Regions from separate parts of the Homo sapiens genome. Here regions 2, 3, 4 and 5 are each linked to region 1. The links are chromatin loops, found by intact Hi-C in ENCODE. Cell type or tissue: OCI-LY7. All regions are shown on one strand. Each heading gives the region's core, and the rest is flanking DNA. Links, peaks and the distances in the headings are about the cores only. Region 1 overlaps LOC105373909 (a long non-coding RNA gene). Region 2 has its middle 33 kb from the start of CCDC195. Region 3 overlaps DOCK10 (dedicator of cytokinesis 10). Region 4 overlaps MRPL44 (mitochondrial ribosomal protein L44). Region 5 has its middle 44 kb from the start of FAM124B.

Region 1 (6,556 bases), core at 677-5,676:
TTTTGTTGTATTTTTTTTTTAGTAGAGACAGGGTTTCGCCACGCTAGCCAGGATGGTCTCGATCTCCTGACCCCGTGATCCATCCGCCTCGGCCTCCCAAAGTGCTGGGATTACAGGCGTGAGCCACCGCGTCCAGTCTTTTTTTTTTTCTTTTTTTTTTTTAACACAGTATCTTGCTCTGTCACCCAGGCTGGAGTGCAGTGGCGTGATTTCAGCTCACTGCAAACTCCACCTCCCAGGTTCAAACAATTCTCATGCCTCAGCCTCCCCAGTAACTGGGATTACAGGTGTGCACCACCACACCCTGCTAATTTCTGTTTTGTTTGTTTCTTTTTTTTAGTAGAGGTGGGGTTTCGTCATGTTGGCCAGGCTGGTCTTGAACTCCTGGCCTCAAGTGATCTGCCCGCCTCGGCCTCCGAAAGTGCTGGAATTACAGGTGTGAACCACTACACCCGGCCTACACAGGGTCTTTAAAAAGTCTTAATTGTTACACTTAATTGAAGTAGACATCCTTACGTTTTTTTTCCCAAGTTGGTGATCCTCTTTCATAGTTCCCATTATTAAACCTCTTTCTCTCTTTTGTTTCAGACAAAAATAGGAAGGGTTGGTATTTACTGAGCACTTACCAGATGTTGTTGTAAGTACTTTACAGATAGCTATTTAAGCCTCATCTGTGAAATGTATTTTATTAACCAATTTCCGAATGAGGAAACTGAGGCCCAGAGGATGTAAATAATTGAAAGTAATTTAGCTAGTAAGGGAGGAGTCAAACTTCAAGCTAGGCAATTTAGCCCTAGAATTTGTGATGTATTGTGCAGTCTGAAATCAGGATCTAGAATTTTTCTAAACCACGAGTCAGTATTGTCAGGGGGGGAGTAATTGAGAAAATTGATTTCTTGTTTTTCCTGAGATTCCTTTGAATTATCCTCACTGCCTTTGAAAGAAAGGTGTACAAGTGAAGGAAGGAGTACAAGTGATGCCTTTGATAGCTCAGTTGGTAGAGTGGAGGACTGTAGTGGATGAGAACGGACTATAGAAAGTCCGCACTTGGTGTCGTCAATAGGTTCTTGAAAACTGCAACTTTAAGCAAAATGAGGTATAACAAAACCATTTTGTTCTCATTAATGTTATAACAAAATGATGTTATTTGAAGACCTGCAGTTCATCATTTCGCTTAAAGTTGTAGTTTCCAAGAATCTATTGACGAGGTTAAGTAAGAACTTACTATACTTAAAAGTTTACAGATTTGGAGACGCTTTGGGGGCAGTCTTTGCAGAGCGGCAAGATAGCAGTGGACAAGAAAATGGATTCACTTTGTGTTAGATGGAAGTGACTTGATCTCTAGTTAAATCTACTAACTGAGTGATGTTGAGCAAGTCACTTAATGTCCCTGAGCCTCAGGTTCCTCATTTGTAAAGTGGATAATAACACATCTTTGAATTGTAAGGATTAAGTGATATAATTCAGGTCAAGTGCCTAACACAGTGCCTGGTACAAAGAAAGGGCTTAGTAGATGATAGTTCTTGTTTTGCAGGGAGCTTCATGGTGGAATTATAGGATGGGGATGGATTAGCAAGCAAATCTCAGATAAACATTTTGAAACTGTGAGATTAAATTCTGTTTCTGCCAATTTAAAATAAGGTGACCCTTGGAAAATGGTTTGGCACTTTGGAAACTTTAATTCATAATGAATTTAATTTAATTTATAAAGGAGGCTGGGTGTGATGGTTCAAGCCTGTAAAATCCCAGCACTTTGGGAGGCCAAGGCAGGTGGATTTCTTGAGCTCAAGGAGTTTAAGATCAGCCTGTGCAACATGGCAAAACCCCGTCTCTACCCAAAATTTAAAAATTAGCTGGGTGTGGTGGCGTGCATCTGTGGTCTCAGCTACTTGGGAGGCTGATGTGGGAGGATCCCTTGAGCCCAGGAACTGGAGGCTGCAGTGAGCTGTGATGATAGTGTGAGACCTGGGTGACAGAGTGAGACCCTGTGTCAAAAAAAAAATTTACAAAGGAAATTTTTATTTGTAAATTATTTATTATGTAATGTATGAGTCTATAATTATGTAGATATGGTCACCTTTATAATTTGTTATGTGGCACATGTCTCACATATAAGAGGCAGGACTTGACTCTGGACCAGATTAAAGACTAGTTAAACATGGAAGAATCAACATAAGCCTCTCTCCATAAGACATGCCCACCAATGCCATGACAGTTTACCACTGCCATGACAACACGTGGAAGTTACCACCCCTTTCCATGGCAATGACCTGGAAGTTATCACTTCTTTTCTAGAAATTTATGAATAATATGCCCCTTAATTTGCATATAATTAAAATTGGGTATAAATATATACGCAGAGCTGCCTCTGAGCTGCTCCTCTGAACGTAACTGCCTAGCGGGTAGCCCTGCTCTGCAGAAGCGGTCACTGAGTTGTTAGCACTGCTGCCTCAATAAAGCCATTTTCTTCTATCACCAGCTCACTCTTGAATTCTTTCCTGAGCAAAACCAAAAAACCTTCCCAGGCTGAGCCCCAGCTTTGGGGCTCACCTGCCCTGAGACATCACTAATGATCTTTTTTTTTTTTTGATTGCATGTAGTAAAACGCTTCTATATTACCTCTGTTCTTAAAAGCAAAATTAAGCAAAACAAAACTCAGGAAGAGTAAGCTAGAGACCGGATACCTATTGAGTTAATATTTTGATATACAGCAAACAGCATTTGCTATTTTGGTACCAAGAAACAAAGTCACCCAAGGAAGACGATGATACAATTTACACACTTGGAAGGGGCTTTGAGAGACCTAGTTTTTCTTGACACTTTCGTTTTATGGATGAAGGAATGAAAAAGAAAAAGGCATAGTATGGAAAACGGAGACCAGGTGATTGGTATGTCACAGGGAACTTGGAAGCAGTAGTGATAATTTTCCCTCCTGGTGGTTTTCCAAAGAGATTACTTTCTAGTTTGGGATTTGGTTAGTCTCAACTCATTCCTGTAGAATCAGATCCTGCTAAGATTAGGAAGGATCGCCCTCTAGAGGTCAAAATAAGGAGTGTATACCTGCAAAATGGACTAGATTTGGGCAGATGAGGTTCCCCTTCATGAGGATTTTGGAGCTGAACGAAACTCTTCATTTGAGAGATGAATTTAAAGTTTTGCAGAGGGGAAGGGACTTTATCACTTGGAAATAATTAGTATAATTCAGGTAATTTGACAATCCAGCTTACGTTCCTTCTCAGGCTTCCCCATCACACTAAATACAGCAGCAAATCTTTAATTTGTCAACCTTTTTCATAAGCAGGAGATTCAGGAGCAATAAACGAAAGAAGCAATAATTAATCAGCAGTTGGGGGTATTTCTATTTGTTTACTCCCATCACGGCTGCAAGACTGATTGCTTTAACTTTACCATAGTTTGATTAATTCATCAAGACTGGACAGAGTGTATTGAAATGCTAGTTCCACAAAATTTTGCTTGAACTCTTCTTATACTGTCTGTTTATGAAAGTCCTGAAGTCAGTTAGAGAAATGCATGTAGTTAAGGGTAAGAAAGGCAAGGCCCAAGTTCTGGGAACTTGGATAAAAGACAGGAGAAATATTTTTGAAAATGTAATTATAGTAGTAATTAATAAAACATATTTCTGAATGCCTGAACAGGGTTAAAACTGGCATCTAAATTTAAGCAGGATATTTTTATTCAGAATTTACTTCATTATGAAAATGGCATTCACTGAAGATATTTGTATTAGTTCACTTGGATCACTGAAATTCTAATGCATTCACTTCAATATTAACAATTTTTCAGTACTGGAAGCTAATTTTCAGGGAAATGTGATTTATATCTTGTAAACAAGATGGAAAGCAAATGTTTCACTTATTGAATCTTTTTATCTATGCAGATACTTGGTAATAGTTAAGTAATGGAGCTTTGTAGTCGCTGTCACTTAATTTTCTACTGTTTACCATCATCATGTTTAGAAAACTGCATTCAAGAGGAGAAAAAATCACCCTTCTTTTAAGATAGCATATTTCTTTTCTTTTTTTTTTTGAGATGGAGTTTCGCTCTTGTTGCCCAGGCTGGAGTGCAATGGCGCGATCCGGCTCACTGCAACCTCCGCCTCCTAGGTTCAAGCAATTCTCCTGCCTCAGCCTCCCAAGTAGCTGGGATTATAGGTGTGTGCCACCACGCCCAGCTAATTTTGTATTTTTAGTAGAGATGGGGTTTCACCATGTTGGTCAGGCTGGTCTTGAACTCCTGACCTCAAGTCATCCACCTGCCTCAGCCTCCCAAAGTGCTGGGATTATAGGCATGAGCCACCTCGCCTGGCCAAGATAACATATTTCTGAATGGTTTTTGGTTCCTGACAGAAAGTGAGCTGAAAGCTGATTGGATCTTAGCTGGCAAGTCTTACAAGATCACAAATTCTAGGAGTAAGGCATAAAATCAGTAAACAAGAGTTACAGCATCCGTGAAGTAAAATCAGTAAACAAGAGTTACAGCATCCGTGAAGTACAAGTCTGAGAGCCTAAAGGCAGGATGTGAAACTGACGTGAAAAATGTGGCACTTAAAACTCAGGACACAGATATACATAACCAGGAGGAAAAGAGTCTCTTCTTTGGCTAAGCAAAGAAATGGTGGACCACTGACTTGAATTTAACAAGATGCATAGATAAGTATTTTTTACATCAAGGATTTAGACCTGCATATACTTTTAGGGAACAAGATTTGATTAATAGCATGTTGTCAAATATTTTTTCTCCTTTACGTTCCTTAATAGGCCATGTAAATGAAGGACAGTATCATTCAACAATATCCTGGAATTGTCTCTGTTGATATTAAAGAATGTTGGATGAAATGATTATTAACCTGAAATTTGTATATATTATCTTTTTGGTGATAAATTCATGTAGCTTTTAGTAAGCATTTGAAATTATACACAATATGATGAGTTATGTTTGATGTAGTTTTTTGTTGTTGTTGTTTGTTTTTTTTTTTTTGAGACGGAGTCTCGCACTGTCACCCAGGCTCAAGTGCAGTGGTGCGATCTGGGCTCACTGCAAGCTCCGCCTCCCGGGTTCATGCCATTCTCCTGCCTCAGCCTCCCGAGTAGCTGGGACTACAGGTGCCCGCCACCACGCTTGGCTAATTTTTTTTGTGTTTTTAGTAGAGATGGGTTTCACCGTGTTAGCCAGGATGGTTTTGATCTCCTGACCTTGTGATCCGCCCGCCTCAGCCTCCCGAAGTGCTGGGATTACAGGCATGAGCCATTGCGCCCAGCCGATGTAGTTACTTTTAAAAAAGAAAGGATAATAGTTATAGATTTAGTTTATGCATTTAATACTTATGAAAGGGCTGGGATACATTTTGTGATAATAGAGCCTAAGAAGCAAACACACATGCACACACACACACACACACAGACACACACACACTACCCATCTTGTATCATACTGCACATTATATTTTCTCTAAGACTAACTAAACTAATCTCAGTGTGAAATTTACTGGCCAACCAAACAATGGCTTAAGGTAAAACTGCATAATGTCATAAATGTGCATCCTCCAAACTTTTTATCTTTTACTTTATTTTATAAGGTCCACCTTTGGAGGAACCATAAGGTTCTGAAATCAATAAAAACTAAGTACATTCTTATGATTAAAGTAATACTCTACCATAATGGATAGCAGCATTTGTCTAAATCCGGGATACTTAATGTTGCAAAGACCTTGGTCTCACAGGGCAGACTATAGTCAGACCCATAGTTTGATGCAGTGTGATTTTCCTGTTGCTGGCGTTGAACCCAGTGGTCATCAAGTTGCATTTTTCCCCGAGGTTTGTATTCTGCCAAAATTTGGCTGGAAAATTATTTTCTTGTGGATCTGATTTTAAAAGACATTCACAGATAGGTGCAGTGTCCCACGTTTGTAATCCCAGCACTAGGGAGGCCACCCAGGGGGATTGCTTGAGGCCAGGAGTTTGAGACTAGCCTGGGCAGCATGGTAAGACCCTGTCTCTTAAAAAAACAAAACGAAGGTTAGCAGGGCATGGTGGCTCACACTTGTAGTCCCAGCTACTCCAGAAGCTGAATTAGGAGGATCACTTGAGCCCTGGAGATTAAGGATGCAGTGAACTGTGATGGTGCCATTGCACTCCAGTCTGTGTGACAGAATGAGTCCTTGTCTGTGATTTAAAAAAATCTTTTTAATTAAAAAAAAACTAAAGGACACTCACAAGAGCAAACTAACAGCCTTGAGCTTGAAGAGCTCTAATTTGGTATCTACTTGTTACCCCTGCAATGTCTTTCCTCTCTTCACTTCTCACAGAGATCAACCATGCCTACTTGTCTCCCTCCATTCAGACCAGATTTATTTAGCAGAAAGCTTTTTGAAAGAAGTCATATGGATTTCAGGTCGGCATGGTGGCTCACGCCTGTAATCCCAGCACTTTGGGAGGCCAAGGTGGGTGGATCACCTGAGGTCAGGAGTTCGAGCCCAGCCTGGCCAACATGGTGAAACTCCATGTCTACTAAAAATACAAAAAATTAGCTGGGTGTG
Region 2 (6,556 bases), core at 755-5,754, 98 kb after region 1:
GGTTCTCAAATGGGTGGTCCCTAGAACAGGAGCATCAGCATCACCTATGGACTTGTCGGAAATGTCCACTCTTAGACTCTGTTCCCTAGTTCAGGTAATTCTGGTGCCACTGAGCCATCCTACAGCTCCAGGCCTGAATCCTTAGGCACTGAGATTGGTTTAAGGATGGGCATATAACCTAAGTCAGTGGGTGTCAAACTTGATAGGAAATCAGAATCACTTGGACCACGTGTTAAAACAAAAATCGTTGGTCCCTTACTTCAGAGTGTATAGTTCTGTAGGTCTGGGGTGAGACCTGATCACTTTTAACAAGTTCCCAGGCAATGCCGATGATCATCCTTAAGAACTACTGACCTGAGCTAATGAGATTAAACAATTTTGGTGGAATTTCACCTGCATCAATCAGCTGTTGCCTCACATAAGCTGTGTGAGAAACCGTTCCAAATCTCAGTTGAAAACTATTTATTTATTTTTTACACATGGTAAGATGGGCTGGGCTTGGCTCCAATTTTGCTCCATGTGTCCTTCATCCTCCCTGGGCCAGTAGCTACTCAACTCAAAGCATAGTCCTCTAACGATGAAAGCAAAGTGTAAAAGACCGTGTCCCACTGTGCAAGCCTATTTCAGCCAAACTCATGTCACATCGACTAATATTCCGTTGGCCAAAGCAAATCGTGTGACCAATATTGACATCAAAGGCTCTCATGAAAGTTGAGGGGGAGATAATGAATACTTGCTGAATGATAATCTAGTATATTACATCTGGGAAAAAGTGCCTTCTTTCCACTGTTTATTTTTTTTTTCTTTTGAGACAAAGTCTCACTCTTGTCCCCCAGGCTGGAATGCAGTGGTGTGATCTTGGCCCACTGCAACCTCTGCCTCATGGGTTCAAGGAATTCTCTTGCCTTAGCCTCCTGAGTAGCTGGGATTACAGGCATTTGCCACCATGCCCGGCTAATTTTTGTATTTTTAGTAGAGACGGGGTTTCACCATGTTGGCCAGGCTGGTCTCAAACTCTTGACCTCAGGTGATCCGCCTGCCTCAGCCTCCAAAAGTGCTGGGATTACAGGCGTGAGCCACCACACCTGGCCTTTCCACTGTTTTTTTAAGCTGGTAAACTATAGTCTTGGACCAGTTAGTGGTTGACTTTGCAGCCATATAGAAAGAGCCTGCCTCAGAATAAAACCAATAAAAAGAAAATCACAGCTGAGAGCTGAAGAGAGACAGATTCCTGAAGATCCAGCCATGTTGGAAAGTGGGTCTATTATTGCACTTTTTTGTTAGGTAAACCAATACTTTGTTTTTCCTAAGCTAGTTCTTGCAACCCAAGGTCCATAGCCATGACCCAGTATTTAATATTTTTCAGTATATAGATCATCATCAGCCCTTGAGACAATGAATATTTTAAAAAATATGGTGTTTAAGTTGCTGTATTGAAATTTTATTTGCCAGTTTTTGTAGTACTGTGGTATTATAGAAGTTTGATTCAAAGTTAAATTTACTGTCATAGGATTTGTCTTTAATCAGACTTTTAATACCTTAGAACATTTCACCTGGTCATATCTCGAAGTATTAGATGAAAATTAAGTATCTTTCGTCTATCTGTAGTTTCCAGAAAGGAACTCCATATCCTCAGGGGAGTCCAGGAAGATTGCATTTATTAACAATTGTGTAAAGATACTAGTAACAACATTAGAAGCAACACAGGCTTAAACGAGATGAGTTCTTAAGTTTCCTTTTTTTCTCTCCAGAAATAGGCAGTGTAAGACTGGCATAGCACTCCACTGTTATCTTGGACCTGGTATCCTGTCTGTTCTGCCACTTGTAATGTGTGACTGACAATCTTTCCTCTGGTCCAAGATGGCTAGCAGGGCTCAGGCTCACGCGCCTGGCAGGAGGAATGAAGTGAGGAAGAACAAAAAGGGCCTGGGCCAGCTGTCTGGCGCTCTGTCAAGGAGCATTTCTAGAAGTGTCACCTGACATTTCCACTTATATGTCATTGATCAGACTTTAATCACATAGACACAGCAAGGTTGGATGAGAAATACAGTCTTTTGTCTCAGCAGTTTCATCCCTTGAATAAAATCATGGTTGCGTTACTGGAAAAGAAGAGCAAAACAGATATTGGGAAGGCAGCTAGCCATCTCTGGCATAAATGCCAATTTCAGAAGTAAGTAAGAATGAAGTATGTCTGATGGAAATAAACATAAAATCAAAGATCAACAGGAGACAAACTAAAATGGCTACCAAAATGAATGTGAACACATCCCAGAAGAGAATTGGAAAACAAAATGTAAGTAGCTATGCACTGAGAATGAAAATCAAAATGGACAATAGATTTCTAAGAAAAAGGAAGTCGGAGAAAAATATTTTTTCTCAAGGTTTACTGTATGCGGTTCTTGGAATAGAGGAAAATGTGAGCAATTCCGTTTATAGAAAGGCATACCATTGAAAGGGAACACAAATTTTCTTTTCAAATAAAATAAGTCAAAATGTTTTTCGATAGGCTTTAGCAGACTTGGCTTGAATGAAGTATCTTTTAAAACATCTATGTCCAGTATAGTAACTTTAAGTTCATTATCAGCCCTCCAGTGACAAATTTACCTTCCAGAGTAGACTTCAAGTTTACTCAGAAGAGATTTTTCATTGTAAAAAACTCTGGGTTTTGGCATTTAGGGTGAAAAACATCATTATGTGAATTTGCTTAGAGTGAAACGGGTAGGCAGCAGCGTCTCCTTAACCTCATGTGGAATCAGGGATGTCCTTTGCAGGATGGGGAATGCCCTCAGGAAGGGTACCTGATGACATAGTGGGTGATGGTGAAATGGTCACTGCAGGTGGGTTGCTGTTGACCTGTTGAGGAATCTGGTTTAGGGTCAACCAAGTGCAGGCATCTGGTAAGTTGCAGAACAGCAGTGGGCAGGCAGAGAGAACTGAGAATAACCTTGTTCTGTCACTTATTATACTGTGATATTGAACCAATTTCTTCACTTCCCTGGACCTCCATTTCCTGAGCCATGAAATGAGGCTAAGGATACCTATTCACAGTGGAGTTGAGAGGATTAATGAGACCATTTAGGTAAAATTGCTTGGCATGGTGTAAATGGTGGGCACTCAAGGAATCCATCCCCTACTTCTACCCTATACTCTGCCCTTCTCTTTTTTACCTTTCCTCTCTCTCTCCATTCTTCTTTCCCCCAATCCCTCAAAATTTCCTAAAGTACCACCAGAGGGCACAACCTAGACCAACCTTCTGTCAAAGTGTAATAGATTCCATGCAGCTTATGGAGTCCTCAGAGATGATTCCCAAGTTATCCTGGAGTGTCTGGAGTGTGGTAAAAAGCCTTTTGGCTGGAAGTTCTGCCATTCTTCTGCAAGTACGTGCAACACTATATGGCATCAAGTTATTTACTCCAATTTGTTTAATCTAAAATCCAACAAGTACAATGTAACTAGGTTGGAGCAGTCTGTCATTTTTGTATTCATTTCTTCTATTTTACACTCATTGTGATGGCATAAAGTCTTGCTCTCTAGTCAAAATTGTCATACTATCCCTGCATGTGGATGTGCATGGGTTGGTCTTTGGAATAAACTAGTAAATGAATAGTTTTTTTGTTTGTTTGTTTTTGTTTTTGTTTTTTTTGAGACAGAGTCTCACTCTGTTGCCCAGGCTGGAGTGCAATGCAATGGCGTGATCTGGGCTCACTGCAACCTCCGCCTTCCGGGTCAAGCCATTCTCCTGCCTCAGCCTCCCAAGTAACTGGGACTACAGGCATGAGCCACCATGCCTGGCTAATTTTTGTATTTTTAGTAGAGACAGGGTTTCATCATATTGGCCAGGCTGGTCTCAAACTCCTGACTTCAAGTGATCTGCCCACCTTGGCCTCCCAAACTGCTGGGATTACAGGCATGAGCCACCGCGCCTGGACTAAATGAATAGTTTACTTTAGGTTTCCTTTCTGCTTGCTCCCCCATGTCCTAATCGTCTCCATTTGAATTTTGTCTTATATTTCTTTCAGAGTAATACATGTATACATATATGTATTTCTACTTAGTTATTTCACAGCATTGCTCTGAAAAGCTATAAATTCCATCTTTGAGCTGTTTTGGGGGTGTTAATTACAGCATATGATTGCTGAGAACATTAATCCATTCAATCAGTCTCCAATATCAACATTATTTCATTTATTTATTTTTAAATTTACTCTCCAGCTCAAAGGATTCAATCTCAGCTTTTAATGCAAGTGGCAGGTCAGGATTATACATTTTCTTGTTTTTACATATCTTCTAGGAATTTTAAAATACCACAAAACCTTACATCTTCCCAATTTTTTTGTCACTAAGAAAGATCAAGTTGACCTTCTAGCAGAGAAGTCAAATCTTAAATTATTTTTGACGTCATGGACTAAAAAAAGGAAACATCTTTACACAAATGACTGTCTTATCCAGCTGGACCTGAGAAAGCATGCCTGTGGAGACTAAAGCAACTCCATCTTGGATGCTAGTCACCATGTTGACTTCTGATTAACCCCAGTTCTGGGAATGCCTCTAAGATTTCTATTTTATCTACTGTTCCTTGTATAAGAGCATATGCTTAGAGTAAATCTGTCCTTAGGTCAAAACAACTTTGACCATAAATACTGCCCTTAGTGAGAGTCACATGACATTCGTGCCTTTCTTTGACTTCAATTGTCCTACACATTCCTACCCTATCATATAGAAGCCCTGGGTCTGGGGGATAATGGTGCCAGGATCCACCATCTTGCCTCATCACCACCGGAAACTATGGCTTTTATTTGTAAGTCACTATTAAATGTTTCTTTCTGAGAAACTGGATTTGTCAGCCTCTTTCTTTGGCCTCTTAACTTCCTTGGCCTTTGTGGCTGGGTTTACATAGGTCTGCCTACCACAGAGCAATGTCTTTTTTGTGTTCATTTTCTTTGTCAGAAATTCTACTTTAATCTTTTATGGACAATCTCAGAGGGCTTATCCAAGGCAAAAAATAGTAGCTAGCATCTTTCCTTAGGGACGTTTACAGATAATGAGTAATGTTTCTGTGCTTTGAACACTTCCCAAGTGCCCACAATGCAGTGTGCACTCTGCTAGTCTCTTAGTAGATGTGTTTCCGCCCTGAGAAATCTGGCAGATAAGAAAACGACCCCAGGTTTACCAGCTGGCACTAGGTTGTTCATTGGAGGCCACGTAAGGAGACAACATGAGTTACCCATTTCCTAGTTTATGCATTCATTATTATTCATTTATTTGTATCATTATTATTATTATTATTATTATTATTATTGTTTTTGAGACAGAGTCTTGCTCTGTTGCCCAGGCTGCAGTGCAGTGGCATGATCTTGGCTCACTGCAACCTCCGCCTCCCAGGTTCAAGCAATTATCCTGCCTCAGCCTCCCAAGTAGCTGGGACTACAGGTGCGTGCCACAATGCCCGGGTAATTTTTTGTATTTTTAGTAGAGATGGGGTTTCACCATGTTAGCCAGGATGGTCTTGATCTGACCTCGTGATCTGCCCATTTCGGCCTCCCAAAGTGCTGGGATTACAGGCGTGAGCCACCGCGCCCGGCCCGTATAGTTCTTTTAATAAACATAATTAGAAAAACAATTTAAAGTCATAACCCTGAGCTTCTCACCTGGGCTCTGTTTGGTACCATCTTCATAATTATATCTCAATTATGAGTGATCTCACAAATATTGAATGCTTACTGTTGTATGGCTTTATGCTAAGGACTTTGTGTTTTTTATTTCATTTAATCCTCTTAATAACCTGGTGAAACTGTTGCCAAATACCAGGGGTTCAACCAAGGTCCTGTTGCTCACTATACAGAAAGCCAGTCCTTGAGACAATGAGTATTGCCAGGGAAGAAAGGCTTTTTAATGCAGTTGACATCAGCTGGGAGATGGTGGGTAGGTTTCAAATTGGGCTCCCCAACCGACTTAAATTAGGTGTTTATATAGTGAGGGAAGGAATGTAACTATGTGTGGGAAAACAGGAATTAGGGAGGGGTAAGGAAGAGGATTGGTCAGTAGGAAGCAGGTGGTCAGTTAGGGAATTATGACGGATGAGGGGTCTCATTGTCTGCATGTTTCAGTTCTGGTAAGTTTCAGTTCCTTGATACTATCTGGGAGGCCTGTGAATCTGTTTTCTGAGAAGGGAACTCAGAGAAGACAGATGTAACTTTCAGCTTTAAGACCAAGAGGGTCAATTTTTATATTTACTGAAAAAACCATTAGTTCTATGGAAAAATTGGGGCAATTTCAAAATTTGTGTATTTATTATTACCATTTTACAGATAATGAAACTGAAGCTCGCTGAGGAGACTCACTTAGGGCCACACAGGCAATTAGCAACGGAGCTGGAGTCCTCCATCTGTGCAACCCTGCTCCACAGCCAGAGTGGTGCTCCACACTGCTATGTCATTCTAATTTAGAACGTTCCACCTTCAACAGTATGAGTAGGGAAACCAAAAAGAGTCACTAGTCAGTATGAAATTGCTCAAGGAACTCTAACCTTGATGATTTCTTTTTGATTCATTTATTC
Region 3 (5,000 bases), core at 1-5,000, 130 kb after region 1:
TGCAGTGGCACGATCTCGGCTCACTGCAACCTCCCCCTCCTGGGTTCAAGTGATTTTCCTGCCTCAGCTTCTCTAGTAGCTGAGATTACAGGCATGTGCCACCACACCTAGCTAATTTTTGTAGTTTTAGTAGAGAGAGGGTTATGCTCTGTTGGCCAGGCTGGTCTCAAACTCCTGGCCTCAAGAGATCTGTCCTCTTGGCCTCCCAAAGTGCTGGGATTAGAGCCAAGGGCCACTGCACCCAGCCCTAGAATGCAAGCTTCTTGAGAGTAATTCAAATGAAAACTTTTAAAAAATATCTTTTGGTCCCTCTATGATTTTACCCATGTATCTAGACTGAGGCCACTGGCTTTGGGCTTGTGCCGAGGAGGGAGATTCCTTGTTTAATTTAGCAGATTAGCTGATAAGCCTATTACATGATTGCAAAATTTTATAGTTTTAAGGTCAGGTTCCTTCTCTTATCTGTAACAAGTCATCCCATGCATTTTTTTTTTTTTTTAAACAAACTGCTTTGGTGAGTGAGTTTGACAAATAGCAAGGAAGACAGGCTGGGGGTACTAAGAAAATCCAGGAAATTGCACTTGCTCTCCCTTGGAGTTGGAAGAGCTGGAGTTCTCAGCTTTTCTAATGAAACCTCAAAGAATTTTAAAACTTCTTCCAATTTTCTCCATCTGTCTACCCATCCACTGCCTATCCAGTCCCAGAGATTTGAGGGACCTCCTGAATTTATTTTGTAATGCTACTACTAATTACACTGTAAGGCGGGTATAATTGTAACCATTTTACATCAAAAATAGAGGTTTCGAGTGACCAGCTAATTTCTCTAAGATCATCAGCTGATAAGTGGTGGGATGGTGGAATGAATTCTTAAGTTGTTCTGATACCAAATTTGGCATTTTCTCATCCCCCCACGCTGCCCCAGGAACTCTGTGTATACTTTCTACCTAGGAGAGCCACTAATAAAGTAGTTCCAGCTGCCTGCCTTCCTGGGGAAGGTGACTATAGCTAAGAAGGAGAATGATGAACACATTCACAGAAATTTCTGCCCAGACTCAAGGATTTCATGCCCAGATGCCTCCAAACTTGAGCTTGTAAAAGAGGACAGAAAAAAAAAAAAAGAACTCTTCTGTAGCCCAATAGAACTGTATGCCATTGGGCACAAACCACCTTTTCCAGCTGCATCTTCTGCCACACTCTTCTATCCAAACTGTGTTTCAAAGACCTGCCATTCTCTAAACATATCTCCCTCTTTCATTCCTCCCCATCATTGCATGTGCTGGGCTTCTCAGCATGCCCTTTGCTTCCAGAAAACTAACTCAAACATCATCCCTTCTATGTAATGCTGCCCAACTAAGAATGAGCTGTTAAGGAAGGTCCCTGCCCTGAGCTTTCCTTGTACAACTTGGACTTTGACTCTCTGGTGACACTTTATTGTAATCTATTTAATTGGCTGTTTGCACAGGTCCTTCTCTTCTTAGCCCCATGTGAACTGTGAGCTCCAGAAGGAAAAGACCCTGTGCGCCTCATCTCTCAGTTCTGGGCTTGGCATTCAGCAGGCATTTGATAGAGGTTGGCTAACTGAACGACAGTGTGTAAGAAGATGCTGAGTAATCTAAAAGAAGAGGTAAGTATTTGCTTTCTGGAGCCAAGAGGAAGGTAACTGAATGTTCAAAGGTTAATGTAATGTAATGTAATGTAAAGTATGGCGTAGTGTGATGGTTAATATTAAATGTCAACCTGATTGGATTGAAGGATGCAAAGTATTGTTCCTGGGTGTGTCCGTGAGGGTGTCGCTAAAGGAGATTAACATTTGAGTCAGTGAACTGGGAGAGGCAGACCTGCCCTCAATCTGGGTTGGCACCATCAAATCAGCTGCCAGTACAGCTAGGATAAAAGTAGGCAGAGGAATGTGGAAGGATTAGACTGGCTAAGACCCTGGCCTCCATCTTTCTCCTGTGCTGGATGCCTCCTGCCTTCTAACATCAGACTCCAAGTTCTTCAGCTTTTGGACTCTTGGACTTACACGAGTGATCTGCCAGGGGCTCTTGGGCCTTCAGTCACAGATTGAAGGCTGCACTGTCAACTTCCCTACTTTTGATGTTTTGGGACACAAAACTGGTTTCCTTGCTCCTCAGCTTGCAGACAGCCTATTGTGGGACTCCACCCTGTGATCGTGTGAGTCAATACTCCTTAATAAACTCCCTTTCATATATACATCTATTCTGTTAGTCCTGTTCCTCTAGAGAACCCTGACTAATACGCCTGGGAAGACTTCCTTAACTGAATAAATATTTTCAACTTGCTGTTTTCTCCAATTCCACCACTGAGCCCAATTACTTTCAGGCTTTGATTGCTATTCAAATGCAAATAACCAATGGAGACGTAGAGAATTTACTAAGCTCTTTTTAAAAGTTACCCAAATAAACACATATAATGTTTTTGACCCTCCTCCCCTCAAATTACCAACCAACAGGCAAACAAGCAAAACATCTAAAATCGTTTTTGTAGTTTACTTTGCATCGTCAGGCAGAAAATGAAAACTTAATGTAGTTAAAGAATAAAAAACTCAGTCAATTCTTAGCACTTGCATGAATACTGATTTTCCTCTACCTTGTTGGAATCCTGGATTATCTTCACATTGTCTGCTCCAAATTTATCTGCATAGAGCTTGAGTAATCTTTGGGAAATCTCGGACAGACCTGTCAGCTTAGGCTCTTTATAAATATACTCTTTACCTTCTTCTTCTTCAAAAAAGCCCTATGGAACATAATGAACCACCAATTTTATTAGACAATGCTAATCATAAATCAAAAGCAAAACAAAAAGCCATTTACTTAAAAAACATATACAGTTTTTGGTTGTCATCTAATCCATTGGTTAACACCCTATAAAATTCAAAATCGGAGAAGAAAACACAGTGAGAAAATAAAGTATCATCTTATAATCAGACATTAATGTAAATATTTCCTAGCCAGGCCAAAGAAACTCATGAAATATCTTACAAATATTATTTTCTCTATTTGTAGAACTCAATGGTACTACCTACTTGCATATATTTTGGGGGAAGAATGCCCTCTTGTGGCAGCTTGGGGTAGAACACGAAATATGGAGCAATTTTTGGCAGCATTCAAAGAGCAGTCAGTATCATTTTTAATAAGATCTCCTGTAAGTCTTTGAAACTAACATAAGAAATGGTGTATGGCATGTAAAGCTATTTAAATGGGCTGACGTGCATCCCACATAATCTTAGATGAAAAACCACAACACTTTATGTAGTTGTCGTAACAGAAATTACATGTGTTATGCTCCCAAGTACTGCTATTTAAAAAATAACTTTACATCAACATGACTTCAGGGACCTCCTGAAACTTACCTATATGTAACTTAATCATGCAATTCACCTTACTAAGAGATCTTTTACATTCTTGAAAAGGAAGACATTATAGGATTAAAAATAGCAATCATATCATCATTTTTATTCCACAAGAGCAAGTAGGTTTTAGCCTCTATTAATTTATTTGTCTGGTTTGAAGCAGGGGGAAGGGAAGATTCTATTAGCTGCAGATAACTAAGTGAAGCAATCTTTATAATTCCTTCTCTTTGAAGAGACACAGAAGCATATTTCCTGTGGAATACATGTGGCCTCAGAATACTAGATTAAGTTCGGAGTTAAGAACCCAAGGATATCTGGTTTCTTTTTTTTTTTTTGGCAGAGTCTTGCTCTGTTGCCCAGGCTGGAGTGCAGAGGTGTGACCTTGGCTCACTGCAACCTCTGCCTCCTGGGTTCAAGCGATTCTCCTACTTTGGCCTCCCAAGTAGCTGGGACTGCAGATGTGTACCACCACGCCCGGCTAATTTTTGTGTTTTTAATTAAGGTGGAGTTTCGCCATGTTGGCCAGGCTGGTCTCAAACTCTTGACCTCAGATGATCCACCCACCTCGGCCTCCTAAAGTGCTGGGATTACAGGCTATATCTGGTTTCTTCTAATTGTAGAGTTGACCCATAAGGAAATGCCTTTTGAGGTCTGGGTGAAGACACTGGATGTCAAAAGGAAACTTACCCATATTAAAAAATCAGTTTTGACTATTTAAAAATATTAATTGTTAAAAAAAGCATAGGCAAAGTGTTCCAGTGCTATTATTTTTTCATGGTGAGACAATATAAGAATATTGATTAAACTCACATCTGTATGATGCTTTATACTTCAAAAGCACTTTCATACATGTAAATAGGATCATCTTTAACAGGGTAATTTTTATTCTAAGTGGGCTGTGGCTGTACCTTTGCAGAAGCCAATGAACAAGGTCTACTCCATAGCAGAATTCTTGGCAATCAGGTAATCACCTGCTTCCTTGCACATCTCCCTAATTGACTTTGGGCTTTCTAAAGGTGGGAAATGTGTCTTCAACATTGCATGCCCAGTGTTTAGCACAATGCCTGGTCTTTAGGAGGAGGTCACTCTATTTGTTGAACAAGCAGATGAATGAAAGAGTTCTTAAAGGGCACACATCTTAAAAAGGCGTATGTGTACCAGGCATAACTGGAAAATAGTCCACGGCTTTAAATAAAGATGTTTTTATTGAACAATTTCTTCGAGAAATGTTCAAGACAAAATGCAAGTAATTATAAATGCCTTGACCCCAAACTGCTACAAAGTGTCATATGATGTTGAAAGCATGTAAAGCAGCTCCTGTCATTCCTGTAGACTTTGTAGGGGTAGTGAGGTCTGACTCCACTCCCACATGACTTCCAGCCTGCTATGTTTTTTTTCTGTTGCTGTCTTTGTGGAGTTTTGTCTGATTCAAGGTCAGGAGTTAGTGGCTACAATTGACAGACTGACACATCAGAGAAATAAGGCTTCTGAAGCTTTCAGGCGAATCCTCATGGGGCTAAAGCTGAAGCAACATTTGCAACTTCAATTTCAAGTAGAAAAATGTCTCTAAGGTTCAGGAAAAGATTTTTTCTTTTTCACCATAGTGTGAAAACTAGTACAAAGACAC
Region 4 (6,556 bases), core at 1-5,000, 680 kb before region 1:
AATGTTCTTGATTTAATTGTATAGAATTTGTATAATTAGGTGTATTTTATTTGCGTCTAGCTTTGAGGTATCATAATTTATGTATCTTATGTGAATTTTTTGCTGTAATACCAATAAAGTTTTTTTTCTCCACATGTTAACATTGCATTTTAATTTGATATACCCAGTAATGGCAGGAGGTTGATGAACTTCGCTTCTGTAATACAATTTTAACTAAAATAGTAATGTTAAAACTCTTTGGGAAATGCATAGTACAGATTATAAGTAGGCAGCTATTTACATGATCCCTAAATTCTAAGTTTAAAATTATGTATACTTCTAGTATGTTTCTTATTCAATTTCTATTATAAATAGCAGGAAAAGGCAAATTTATGCTTTTCAGAAATTGCCTTTTCTAAGAAGTTGAAACTCAAAAACAGCTTAAAATGTTAATGGTGAAGGGAAAATAAAGCCAGTATTAGTTCAATTTAGTATTCTAGTCATAATAATAGTATGTACCAAGCAGTGTTGTAAGTATTGGAACACATTTAATTCAGTAGAGAGGTTTTGGTTTTCTAATCCTTTGTGGTCAGTTCAATAATCCCCTAACTGCAAATTCCTTTTGATTTATCATTTGTTAAAAACTTTGGCAACAGTAATTTTTAGTTTGAGTCTTCCATTAGTCACTCCCAGGGGTTAACAAGAATAGCAGGACCTACGAGTTGAGAATAGAAAAGAGGTAAAATGTTAAAACCAACAGTACATTTGCCATGAATTTATTTATTTATTAGACAGAGTCTCGCTCTGTTGCCCAAGCTGGAGTGCAGTGGCGCGATCTCAGCTCACTGCAACTTTCGCCTCCTGAGTTCAAGCGATTCTCCTGCCTCAGCCTTCCGAGTAGCTGGGACTATAGGTGCGTGCTACCACACCCAGCTAATTTTTTTTGTATTTTAGTAGAGACGGGGTTTCACCATGTTGGCCAGGGCGGTCTCAATCTCCTGACCTCGTGATCCATCCACCTCGGCCTCCCAAAGTGCTGGGATTACAGGCGTGAGCCACTGTGCCCGGCCTGACATTTTTTTATAAAGAAAGATGAAGGAACTTTGAAATGCCTTTCCTGAGCCTGGCTAGGAAAGTGGAACTTGAGTTATCTTACAGGGTTTATAGCTCCCAAAGGTAAAGCAGAGACTTTTTGGAGGGGAAAATTTGAAAAATTAACTAGTTGACTGAATTGGCAGGTTAAAAGTGAGTTAAAGTTGACCCTCGAACAACGTGGGTTCGAATTGTGCAGATCAGTATATATATGCAGATTTTCTTCTGCTTCTGCCAACGTGAGACAGCAAGACCATCCCCCTTTTCCTCCTCCTCTTTAGCCTACTCAGCGTGAAGACAAGGATGAAGACCTTTTTGATCATCCGTGTCCACTTAATGAATAGTAAATATATTTTCTTTGATTTCTTTAATATTTTTAGCTTTGTTGTAAGAATAAGGTTTATAATCTATATAATAAAATATGTGTTAATTGATTATTTATTAATATATCATCAGTAAGGCTTCCAGTCAGCCATAGGTTATTAGGAGTTAAGTTTTTGGGAAGTTTAAAGTTAATATACAGATTTACTGCTACATGAGGGGTCAACATCCCTAATCCCTGCATTGTTCAAGGGTCAACTATATTTTACCTTTTTTTCAGAGTTAACTTCAACTCCTAGTAATGGAACACAAGGATAGAGGACCAAAACCAGTGGTAAAATGCCATTTATATGTGTTACTCACAAGTAAACATGATTTGATAAGCATCTCATTGGCACTGTAGGAGAAAAGAGATTATATGACAAACTTTTCTGGAAAGCAAAAGACATGTCTTCTGACCACTTATCCAGCATCTGTGAGATGGCAGAATCTAGCTGTGGTATGATTCTAATTTTTTTTAAGGTAAACATTAAGAAAGTCTAGGGAATTCATTTGCAAACCCAGTAATCCTTTTCTTCCCCCTCCCCGCCCCCCCCCCCCCCCCGCTAAATAGTGCTGATTGTGCGTTCCCAAATTTCTCCTGCTCAGGGGAGTTTGCAGGACCTTACCCTGCAAGCTTAGAGGGGAACTATCCTTTTAGGTTTTCAAACTTTTAAACTTTGAATGCTTCCAAATTTACATGTGGGACAAGTCTGGCTCTAGTTCATAAAACTACTTTGCAAGTAGAGATCCATATGCCTTATGTAGAATGTAATTTCAACATATTTCTAAGTAAAGCCTTCTTTGAACTTAAATTGTTGTACTTTTTAAAAGCACCCTCTAAAATAGGGTAGAAATGTAGAAAATTTAGAAAAATTGACATACATTTTCAATTGCATATCAAATATAGCTTGAAATTTGGAACCAGTCTCTGAGTAGCTATTTGTCCTATGAGCCTAACTGCATAAGTATGATATGTGGGTAGAAGGAACATGTGGGTACAAGAATGTCATCAAATGGTGCATGTGACCAAGAGCATTCAGTGACCATGTGAAGGACTAGCTCTTTGACTAATGCCTCGTCCATGTTGAGAAGACAGTCATAAGACTGGAAGCACTGACATTTGAATTTAGGTTCACACCAGAGGAAGACATTAGTCATTTACTTTGAAATTCTGACTTTTTCCACCTTTTCCCACTCTCCAGTTCCCTGTGCCCAAAGTATAATTGTACCAAAAAAATCCTCTAGCCAAAAATGTAACATTAATGTCTACAGACTTAATTACATAACCCCTATTCTTTTAAATTCATACTCTTTATTATATGCATATGTATAATGAGGAATATTTTTCTCAAAGTGTTGTATGTGGTCACAAGAAAGTAAACTGGAAACTAACACTAAACTCCAAGTAAGAATGGAACAAATTGGAGCTTTTTGTGTTCAGAGCTGTACTGATTTTGGCCACAAGATGGTGCTGTAATCCTATTGCACAATTTAGTATGTGAATTGGCCATTATGGGGAACCTATTTTCTACCGATACAGGAAAGATTATGTCTATATGGCACAGGATTACCATGAAATATGACTTTTCAAGGCCCCTTTCGGCTCTAATATTCCATGAATACTTCTTCAGGAGCCAGCTCACCTTGTTCTTCCCTCGCCTTTGGATGTTACAAGAATTTGATGTATGAACAATTCACCTGAGATGTGAAGGTATGGATTTTTGAGCTCTTTTCTATTCACCGGAAAGAAGGAAGAGTGCAGGGCTGCCATAGATAAAACTTTTAGAAGACCTTTTTGCAGGCCTCTTCTTGGTGTTTCTTTCTTCCTACTTCCTTTTGTTGATAGGAGAAGATGCACTGCGGAGGCAAGGGAATCCTGTGTCCATCGGGACAGTTCCTGAAGCCAGACGTAGACAGTCTTCCCATCAGGGTGGCCAGCTCACAGCAGCCCTCAGCAGAGGGGTATGCACTGAGGATGCTCAGCTGCCAGCATGCTGCCCACGTTCTTCATCCTAAGCCCACTTTGTTTTTCTTCCCCTCAGTTCATCCCTGTTCCATTTCCCCCAGCCTTAGTTTGCAAAGTCCCTCAACTATTGTCCTCTGGGACCTAGAGTCTCTTAACTTTGGTTGAGTATCAGAGCACTTACTTGAAAGCCATGGTTCTCTCTGTATAATACCAAGAATGATTGCTAGATCTAATCCCATCATGCAAACTAATAACAATTTTTCCTGGAACTTATACAATCAAAAATCACAATCACACATGCTCCTGAAAAAAGAAAGCTGTTTTGGCATTGGTGGTCTTTGTGCTTTCCATGACTATTTGTTGTTCATTTATCTGCCTGCCTATTAGTGTTTACTAATACAGAAGACTAATGGTTTAAGAAAACTTTCTGGGAGAAAAACAATTGGGAAAGTTGAAAACATTAACTTATTCCTTCTTCAATTGAGGAAGAACGACATTATTTGATTATTCAGAGGAGTTCAAGGAGTATCTTTTCACCTGAGCTGTTGTGTATTAAAATTGCAAATGAAGGCCTGGCATGGAGACTTATGCTTGTAATCTCAGCACTTTGGGAGGCCAAGGTAAGAGGATTGCTTGAGCTCAGGAGTGAGACCAGCTGTGATGCATAGCAAGACCCTGTCCCTATTTTATTTTTCAAATTTCAAATGAACTCAGTTTGTTCTATTCTGATCCTCTTTTTTGCAGAAGACATGAGTAAAGAGGTCATTGACAGAGAAGGATATTTCCGAGAGGGGAAGAGTTTGACTTTCTGACAATGTTTCCTGTACATAAACTATTGATGTCAGCATCTTCACATGAAGACATATCAGTAAGGGCCAGGAGACGTTTAGCAATAGACTTACACAGTTAATAAGACAAATCTAGTAAAAAAAAAAAAAAAAAATCAGCTGAGCGTCATCAGATGAACTGACTTGACAGTGATGTTCATGAGGCTCCTGGCAGTCCGCCACCAGGACTCAATTCTTGGTCCTGGGATTTTTTTATTGTTTTTTGTCTAGGAAGGATAGGCATGGAGGCCCGCCATTCTTCACTTTACCTTTGGCAAGAGATTATAAACTTCAGATGAAGGGGGTATAGCACTAAGAAATTTAAAATTTCATTTTCATTTTGCCACCTAATAATTTTTTTTTTTTTTTAAGAGATAGGGTCTCAGTAGGTTGCCCAGGCTGGTCTCAAACCCTTGGGCCTCCCAAAGTATTGGGATTATAGGAGTGAGCCACTGCACCAGGCCCCTAATAATAATGTTATCTGCAAACATTAACAATGTACTTGGTGTGAAGAACGGTGATTTCTTATCTTGCAAATTTCTCATTTAAATCACACCATCTCTATTTTTATCTTCAAGATTCAAGAGAGGGTCAAGGTGGGATCATAAACTTAGATGAAGGAGGTATGGCACCAAGAAATCAAAAATTTCACTTCCATTTTGCTACCTAATAATAATTTTATCTGAAAACACTAACAATGCATTTGGTGTGATGAAGAACAGCTATTTCTCATTTTGCAAATTTCTCATTTAAATCACATCTCTCTTTTTCTTCAAGATTTAAGAGATGGTCGAAGGCACAGTTTGGGAATCCCCAGAGAAATGGAGCTTTAAAGCCAGTAGTGTCTTCCACTCTTGGGCCTCCCAAAGCCGACTCTCAGTAGGCAAATGACACAGTGTCTTTCAACATTCACAGGAGGTCAAGGACATAGAAGTCACTTCCCAGCTTACCGAGCTCTCACCTCTCTCCCAGCTGTCACCACTGATCACTCTTAGGAAGTGGGCAATTGCTACTCTGCTGGCCCAGGGGAAACGCCTGCATCCCTGCTCTTTCGTACCCGCCCTGCATGTGAATCTCATGTATTATTCAGTTTTTCATTTTCAGAAAACAGCACTCCCGGTACAAAGGCCACTCCCTTGGGCCTCTTTGTAAACTTCTGTTGTGATTGGGATTTTCTTTTGCTTCAAAATTTCCTGTCACCTCTCCTTTTTAGGACAGAGTGAAAGGCCAGCTAAGTCAGAGCTTTCAGTGTATTTGGGTCGGTACCTACTCTCTTCCTCCACAGTGACCAAGGCAGAATCGGAAGTACCCATCTCATGACCTGTCAAAAGAGTGACTACACTGATGGTTTGTCTCAGTTTTAACAAACGTCTATCATTTTGTTACTTTAGGAAAACTGCAGCCTCTCTCTTGTTCAAACTCAGTGTGACATCTAATCTATAAGATACATTATTTGCTCAAACATGTCCATATACTGGGGCTGGAGGACTGCCTGAGGCCAGGAATTTGAGAGTAGCCTGGGTAACACAGCAAAGACCCCCATCTCTACAAAAAAATTTTTTAAAAAAAATTAGCCAGGTGTGGTGGTACGTGCCTATAAGTCCTAGCTATTCGGGAGGCTGAGGCAGAAGGGCTGCTTGAGCCCAGGAGTTCAAGGCTGCAGTGAGCCATGATCATACCACTGCATTACAGCCTGGGCAACTGAGAGACCTTGGAGTGATGGTATGACTTAAATGAGAAATTTGCAAAATGAGAAATCACCATTCTGCATCACACCAAATACATTGTTAATGTTTGCAGATAACATTATGATTAGAGGCCTGGTGCAGTGGCTCACTCCTATAATCCCTATATTTTGGGAGGTCCAAGGGTTTGAGACCAGCCTGGGCAACCTAGGCAACATACTGAGACCCTATCTCTAAAAAAAAAAAAAAAAAATTATTAGGTGTCAAAATGGAAATGGAATTTTAAATTTCTCAAAAAAAGTTTTAGGAAAAAAAAAACATGTCTACACAGCAAAAATGATCTATCACAGGCCTGTAATTTTTGTGGCAGTCTCTAAGTCTAAATTTATTTCAATTTCCCTCAGGGAAAGGAGGTTCCATAAATTTGATCATTTTGAAGTAAGACAAGGCCTACAGATCATTGACTTAAAGATATCAAAATGTAGTCCGGGCGCGGTAGCTCAAGCCTGTCATCCCAGCACTTTGGGAGGCCGAGGCAGGGGGATCACCTGAGGTCAGGAGTTCGAGACCAATCTGGCCAACATGGTGAAACCCTGTCTCTATTAAAAATACAAAAATTAGCCAGGCGCAGTGGTGCGTGCCTG
Region 5 (6,556 bases), core at 863-5,862, 290 kb before region 1:
ACTTGCCCACTATCATTACTAAAACAGTCAAGCTTTTGTTGGAACCATTGGTCATTTTCATCCTTCTCTGTCGACGGTGGAGCAGATCGCCTCCATCTGGGGATGAAACTCTGAACGTAGGAACAGAGGAGCAGCAGCAGCAGCCTCCACCCAGGAGCTCAGGCCACGGCTGCCTTGGCTGGAATGGTGCTGTCTGGTGCTGCTGCTATTTCTACTGCAACCATCACCGCCCTGATGTAGGGCCTCCCAGGCATTCTTGGCCCCTGGGCTTCTTTATGTCAGAAATTTAAGATGTGCCTGATCACCATTCTGTGGGGATATTCTTGCAAAATAAAAATGCCTAAATCTGGAAAAGGCGGAAATCTGGAACTCTGCCATCAGCAATGCCTCTTAGTCTATTAGTGGCCTCTGACCCGGTTCTTCCATGTGGACGCCCTGGGCTGATGATTCCCCGGGGGCTGTGGGAGCCCGGGGTGGGGTGCGGGGAGAGCAGGAGGGATGTGCTGAGAAACTCCTCTATTACCAGCTTTGGAACAATTGGTTTGACTTTTTTCCTAGCCTACGAACAATGCTGCCTCACTTTTTGTTGTCTGCTGGTGGATAATCCAAGACCCCAAACCTAAGATGACAAGATCACAGTAGGTGCGATCGTTCTGCTCCAATTCAGGGCTTTTGAACATTGACTCCCTGTTTCACTCTTCTGATGCCCCGGGTTTTATTGAGAACTATCCCTCAAATCTCCTCATCCTCCTCCTTCTTCCCTCCTCCTCCTCCTCTTGTTCTCCTCTTCCTCTTGTTCTCCTCCTCCTCTTTTTCTTCCTCCTCCATCCTCCTCATTCTTCATTCTGTATCTGATTATCAGTCCCAACCATGTATTGAGTTCCCATAAATTTCTTGAGCTTCCCTGAGAGTTAAAGAGACTTGACAACTTCCCTGCCCATGAAAGAGCTTCTCATTTAGTTGGGACAATAAGAAACCACATGGGAAGTTGAAGAGCACCCGTTGAGCCTGTGGGTGTGCAGTGGGAGCTGTGTACTAACTCCCCAGGGCATTCAGAGCCTCCTCAAACAGCCTGGGAGAAATGTGTCCACTTAGCACCTCCTAACCAGCAAGAACTCAGCTGGGGCTGTACAAAGGTTAAATCTTCAAAGGTCAGGGTGGTATTGGGGGTTTTTAATGATGTGAGAATTCTGCCCTCATTGGCCTCTCAATTGCTCGTACTTTTTCAGAGCTAGAACCCAAAAGGGATGCTATCGTGTTAAGGCATAGGAGGACATGATTCTAAGGAGGGCCTAAGACATGCTGTCTTTGCACAGGTCCAGAAATCAATGATCATACTCAGGATATCCACCTCGCTCTGACAGAGGGATGTACAGGGTGAGCAGGGCCCTGAATTCATACCCTCAGGAAACCCAAAGGACTCCATCAGCCAAGTATTGTTCTGGAGTAGCGAAATGAGCCCTCTTTCCCAGTCCTGTTTCCACTCGGGTTCCAATGAGCCATATTAGAATAGGAGGGAGTGGTTTTAACACGACTCAGGATATAATTTCTTGATTGATTTCCTTCGTGTTTCTCCCCAGAAGATTAAGACTATAGAGCTGTTTAAGATATTGTCAGGCAACTCTTCCTTTTAAATACCAGGTACCTTCCATATTTTAGGATCCTGATTAATTTTTTTATTTATCTAAATTATTGCCGCAAACAAGACCTAGATTCTTATTTTTAAGCAAAAAGCAAAAAGGCCTGTTTTTGCCCCCTACAAATACACACTCTTTCCATGTTCAACAAAGCATATTTCCTGCTCAATATTAAATAACACTTAAAAGTTATGGGTGCTAGCAAGGACGGGGTGAGAGGGTGATGAGAAGAGTGAAATAGGAATAATAAAAGACCAGGAGGAAATATTATGAGAACAGCAACCTCTCTCCAAAATAGTGTCACAGCCACATGGAGCGCCTTCAAGAGGCAGACAAATTACAGAGCCCGTGCAGCAATTCATGAGAATAAAATGATTGAATATTGCATGGGAGATGGATCACCCTTAAAATCTATGAACGTCCTATTTTGGGGGGTAAAACAAGCTAGTTTCTGATACATTTTAAAAAGGTTTATGTTAGTTTAGAATCAATGTGAAGTTTTCCCTGTTAGTAATATTTTGCTTATTTTAATTTCCAGTGGTTGGAAATGTTCTCTGTAGATAAGGTTTACAAAATATGTAGCCCGATTTTATAACAGATAATCCTCTCATTCATTTAAAAAAAAAAAAAAAAGAAGAAGCCGGGTGCGGTGGCTCACGCCTGTGATCCCAGCACTTGGGGAGGCCGAGGTGGGCGATCAGGAGGTCTGGAGATCGAGACCATCCTGGCCAACATGGTGAAACCCCGTCTCTACTGAAAACACAAAAAATTAGATGGGCATGGTGGCACACGCCTGTAGTCCCTGCTACTCGGGAGGCTGAGGCAGGGGAATGGCGTGAGCCCGGGAGGTGGAGATTGCAGTGAACCAAGATCAGCCTGGCGACAGAGCAAGACTCCGTCAAAAAAAAAAAAAAAAAAAAAAAAAAGGAGTAAAATCAATATAGGAGGTAGCACCAATCATCTTTGACAAACACAGAGAAATTTGTAATAATTACCTATGAAGGAATGCTTAAAATGGTCAGAAGTTCCTAGGAATTACAACAGATGTCCTGGTATTTTGGGTATTTGGCCCCAAATCTGCTATGTTCAGCCCATCTGAGAATAAACATAGGCTAGGGACTTGTAGAGACAGCGACAGTGGCCCCTTCCTTGCTTCAAAAGGTTTGAGGGTGTTTTTCACCAACTTTAGGTTAGTGCAGATTTTTTTTAATTTAGTGCAAATTCTTGTAAATATATGTAAGGCAACAAAACATGAAAATGAAAGGACTGATCAAAAGCAAGTGACAGAAACTAATCCATATTTAAATGAAGCATTGCATAATCAACTCTCAGAATGAAAATACTTCCATTTCTCATCGCAAGGTGGCGATAGTACCCCGCTCATTTACTACAGATGCACCCAAGGCCCTGGGAACTTGCAAATACTCATTAAAACAGTGAGAGTGTACATTGTGGATGTGTGACACCTTTTCCCTGTGCAGGTCAAGATTTCTTCAATGAAACGGAATTAATTGGGTAAATATTTACTGAATGCTATGCTACAGGAAGCCCAAGGATTCTTGGTTTTGATATAGACCTTGCGGGGTTACTTCGACACGTGTTTTAGTCTTCTAGAACAAGATGGACTCTTGAGTGGGTTCCTGGCATGGTCTCAGACTACACTGGCTTGGATATAGCTCCAATAAGACATGGTCTTGAAATTTTCCAAGATGCAGATGGTCTAAAATTGGCTTCCTTGTGACAAATTACCACAAATGGTAGGGATTCTTTAAGGCCAGTTGCAGTGGCCTGGGTGCCAGCCTCATTTTCTCCATCTTTGTGCTCCCAATGACAGAATTGCAGGTGGCCTGGCTTAAAGTGGACCTCCCACCATCACATCACCTCCACGCATCCTGTCCCTACTCTGACCCCTCAGAAGGGATATCCTCTCTGACCTGCAAGTGGCCATAACACTTTGAGACTTTTGGCTGGGGAAACCGGCAAAACCCATCCACTGCTGAAGCCAACCCCCTTCCATTTTTCTTTAAGAAAAAGTACATTTTGGCCGGGCGCGGTGGCTCATGCCTGTAATCATAACACTTTGGGAGACCGAGGCAGGCGGATCACGAGGTCAAGTGTTTGAGATCAGCCTGGCCAATATGGCAAAACCCCGTCTCTACTAAAAACACAAAAAAATTAGTCAGGCGTGGTGGTGCGTGTCTGCAATCTCAGCTACTCAGGAGGCTGAGGCAGGAGAATCACTTGAATCTTGGAGGTGGAAGTTGCAGTGAGCCGAGACTGTGCCACTGTGCTCTAGCCTGAGTGACAGAGGAAGACTCTGTCTCAAAAAGTAAAATAAAAAAATTTTAAAAATTAAAAATAAATAAATGAAAAGTACATTTTAATGTAAGGCAATTAATTTGAGTTCATTTGGACAAATGGAGAACAAACATCAGAATGGAGTATCATTAAGAGTATACACTTCTTTTAGCTTAATGAAATTTTGTGTGTACATACATTTCATTCATTAGAAACATATTCTTTCATTCTTCTCTCCATTCGGATGAATGCATAGTCCACTCTGCACTCACCTTCTCGCTAAGCTCATCCTCTCTATGATGCTATGTTCTTTGAACCGCCCCATGCCACCTGCATTAAAAATGTTTCCTGGCCGGGCACAGTGGCTCACGCCTGTAATCCCAGCACTTTGGGAGGCCAAGGCGGGCAGATCACCTGAGGTCAGGAGTTCGAGACCAGCCTGGCCAACATGGTGAAACCACGTCTCTACTAAAAATACAAAAAATTAGCCAGACGTGGTGGCACACACCTGTAGTCCCAGCTACTTGGGAGGCTGAGGCAGGAGAATTGCTTGAACCCGGGAGGCAGAGGTTGCAGTGAGCCAAGATCACACCACTACACTCCAGCCTGGGTGACAGAACCAGACTTGGTCTCAAAAAAAAAAGATCTGTTTCCTTTTGGTTCTTGAGAGACAGACTGTCTAGAAATTTCTAAATTTCTAATTTAGAAACTTACCAGCAGAATACTGCTGGGCAAGTTAAAACAGCACAACTCCGAGGGTCGTGGGGAATGAACTGGGTTCACAGGTGCACAGCACATGGCACGAGGCCAGGCACAAATCACATGTTCTGGGCGTGTTAGCCGTTCCTATTCTGATTGTTCTATATGTTGGGCAGCAGTTTCCGCACTTGTATTAAGTGTGTCTTTTTATTCTGATGCTTTGACATCTAGGACCTTGCTGACTCTAGACAGACTGCCTGAATCAGGCCAGCCAATTTCTAGAGATAGTAAAGGACTCACCTGCAAGTGCACCTTTCAGATGCCAAGCAACGACCCCAGAGCCCACACCCAGCCACCTCCTTTAGCATCTGTCATAGGGCCCTCAGACTCAGGCCAATATTCCCCTGCCCTAATCACCCCAGGGCCAAATACTAGACAACCAGACGCAGTCCCTCCACCCCAGAGCTCACTGGAATTATTCAAACTAGCCAATCCTAAGCCTGCTTAGCCCACCCCACCAGGGAAACCAGGATAAAGGTCCTCGCCCACTATTCCCCTCACCAATTCTGCCTCCTGACTTGCCCTAGTGCTCTCCCATGTGGCCGTGAATGGTGTGGCATGCCCCCTCCACCAGGAGCTGTGAGCAATAGCTATCTTTACAATGGCAGTCTGGCAGTTGTCTCCTGATCTGTTGGCCTCACCATAATTAAATTATATACAATTGAATCATAATATAAGTATGAATAATATTCACAATTGAATAATAATGAAATCTACATTTTAAAACATTTTAATAAGGTTCAAGACAGTTTTGAAATATTGATATTTTCAACATGATTAGAATAAATTTATACCCATAGACATGATGGCCAACTATAATGCATAGAATTATTATGTAACATCTCTTATGAACTAAACATTCTACTGTGTAATTTAGAGAATATAATAATTTTTAAAATAATCTTTAGTCTTCATCACCCCTCATTACTCCTTAGAGGAATCAGGTACATGTGCAACATAGCATAGATTATAAGACAAACTGTGATCATTGCCATTACAGAGATACAAGGAAATATGGGAGGGTAGGAAAAGGAGAGATTAATTCTGGGAAGAGATTTCCATTGTGGATAGAATCCAACATTTTTAGGCTGGGCGCAGTAGCTCACACCTGTAATCCCAGCACTTTGGGAGGCCAAGGAGGGCAGATCACTTGAGGTCAGGAGTTTGAGACCAGCCTAGCCAACATGGTGAAACACTGTCTCTACTAAAAATACAAAAATTAGCCGGGCATGTTGGTGCATGCCTGTAATCCCAGCTACTTTGGGAGGCTGAAGTAAGAGAATCCCTTGAACCTGGGAGGAAGGGGATGAAGTGAGCCAAGATGGTGCCATTGCACTCCAGCCCGGGCAACAAGAGCAAAACTCTGTCTCAAAAAAAAAAGGAAAGAAAAAGAAAAGAATCCAACATTTTTATTTCCTTTTATATGTTCTACATTTCTTTATTCAGTGTTAATTTGGAGATTTATAAAGACTTAAAAATCACTTTTTTAAACTAGTACATTCTTGATTAATTCAAGTAAATCATTGCCACCTGACAAGCTTTTTAGCCTCCAGTAGAACAAATTATGAGTCAATACTGCACACAATTCCTTCTAAGAGTGAAATGAAACATGAGAACTTGTTATAGTTGGAGAGCTCAATTATATACGTGGGCAACTTACATTTTGTTGCCAACTAACTTGGCCTCGTGACAATCTAGTAGGTTGCAAGTTTGCTTGGCATAAAGTTTAACTAGGAATGAAAATTAGCAAAAGTATTTAGAAATTTTTTATCCTTCTATTATATAGTTTAACTGCTTCTGTGGATTATTGTTTTTCCACTTAAAGATAATTTTTATGATCAATAAAGTATTACGCAAACAAG

Evidence for each region. Hi-C counts contacts between places; a loop is a spot of excess contacts. Peaks named below come from ENCODE experiments on the same cell type or tissue, not always from the same donor. Only the 100,000 strongest peaks of a DNase experiment are listed, where the experiment ranks them.
Region 2: a loop joins it to region 1, with 2.2 times the contacts of the local background. A loop is called at or near these places in 2 of 110 quality-filtered maps.
Region 3: it touches region 1 in a loop (6-fold over the local background); 26 of 110 quality-filtered maps call a loop at or near these places.
Region 4: it touches region 1 in a loop (5-fold over the local background); 30 of 110 quality-filtered maps call a loop at or near these places.
Region 5: it touches region 1 in a loop (9-fold over the local background); 108 of 110 quality-filtered maps call a loop at or near these places.

Annotation. Positions count from the first base shown.
Region 1 is chr2:224,647,984-224,654,539 of GRCh38, forward strand. The region is part of intron 2 of LOC105373909 (a long non-coding RNA gene); the gene reads left to right. Among named protein-coding and RNA genes, the nearest start is that of CCDC195, 65 kb to the right of the region's middle. In OCI-LY7, for the core only: CTCF peaks have their summits at 3,029 (motif pointing left) and 3,229; a DNase peak (open chromatin) is centred at 3,048; H3K4me3 peaks cover 869 bases; H3K27ac peaks cover 2,077 bases.
Region 2 is chr2:224,746,110-224,752,665 of GRCh38, forward strand. No RefSeq gene overlaps it. Among named protein-coding and RNA genes, the nearest start is that of CCDC195, 33 kb to the left of the region's middle. In OCI-LY7, for the core only: a CTCF peak has its summit at 3,226 (motif pointing right); no DNase peak of the experiment used is centred there; H3K4me3 peaks cover 7 bases; H3K27ac peaks cover 1,203 bases.
Region 3 is chr2:224,775,528-224,780,527 of GRCh38, forward strand. It overlaps DOCK10 (dedicator of cytokinesis 10), which reads right to left. Exons shown (of 56, transcript NM_014689.3): 51 at 2,611-2,757. Among named protein-coding and RNA genes, the nearest start is that of CCDC195, 62 kb to the left of the region's middle. RefSeq lists an enhancer at 3,086-3,185. In OCI-LY7, for the core only: a CTCF peak has its summit at 3,091 (motif pointing left); a DNase peak (open chromatin) is centred at 3,084; H3K27ac peaks cover 588 bases.
Region 4 is chr2:223,967,575-223,974,130 of GRCh38, forward strand. It overlaps MRPL44 (mitochondrial ribosomal protein L44), which reads left to right. Exons shown (of 4, transcript NM_022915.5): 4 at 1-140. Among named protein-coding and RNA genes, the nearest start is that of MRPL44, 13 kb to the left of the region's middle. In OCI-LY7, for the core only: CTCF peaks have their summits at 2,892 (motif pointing right) and 3,096; a DNase peak (open chromatin) is centred at 2,897.
Region 5 is chr2:224,354,557-224,361,112 of GRCh38, forward strand. No RefSeq gene overlaps it. Among named protein-coding and RNA genes, the nearest start is that of FAM124B, 44 kb to the right of the region's middle. In OCI-LY7, for the core only: CTCF peaks have their summits at 3,000, 3,204, 5,224 and 5,426; DNase peaks (open chromatin) are centred at 3,025 and 5,235.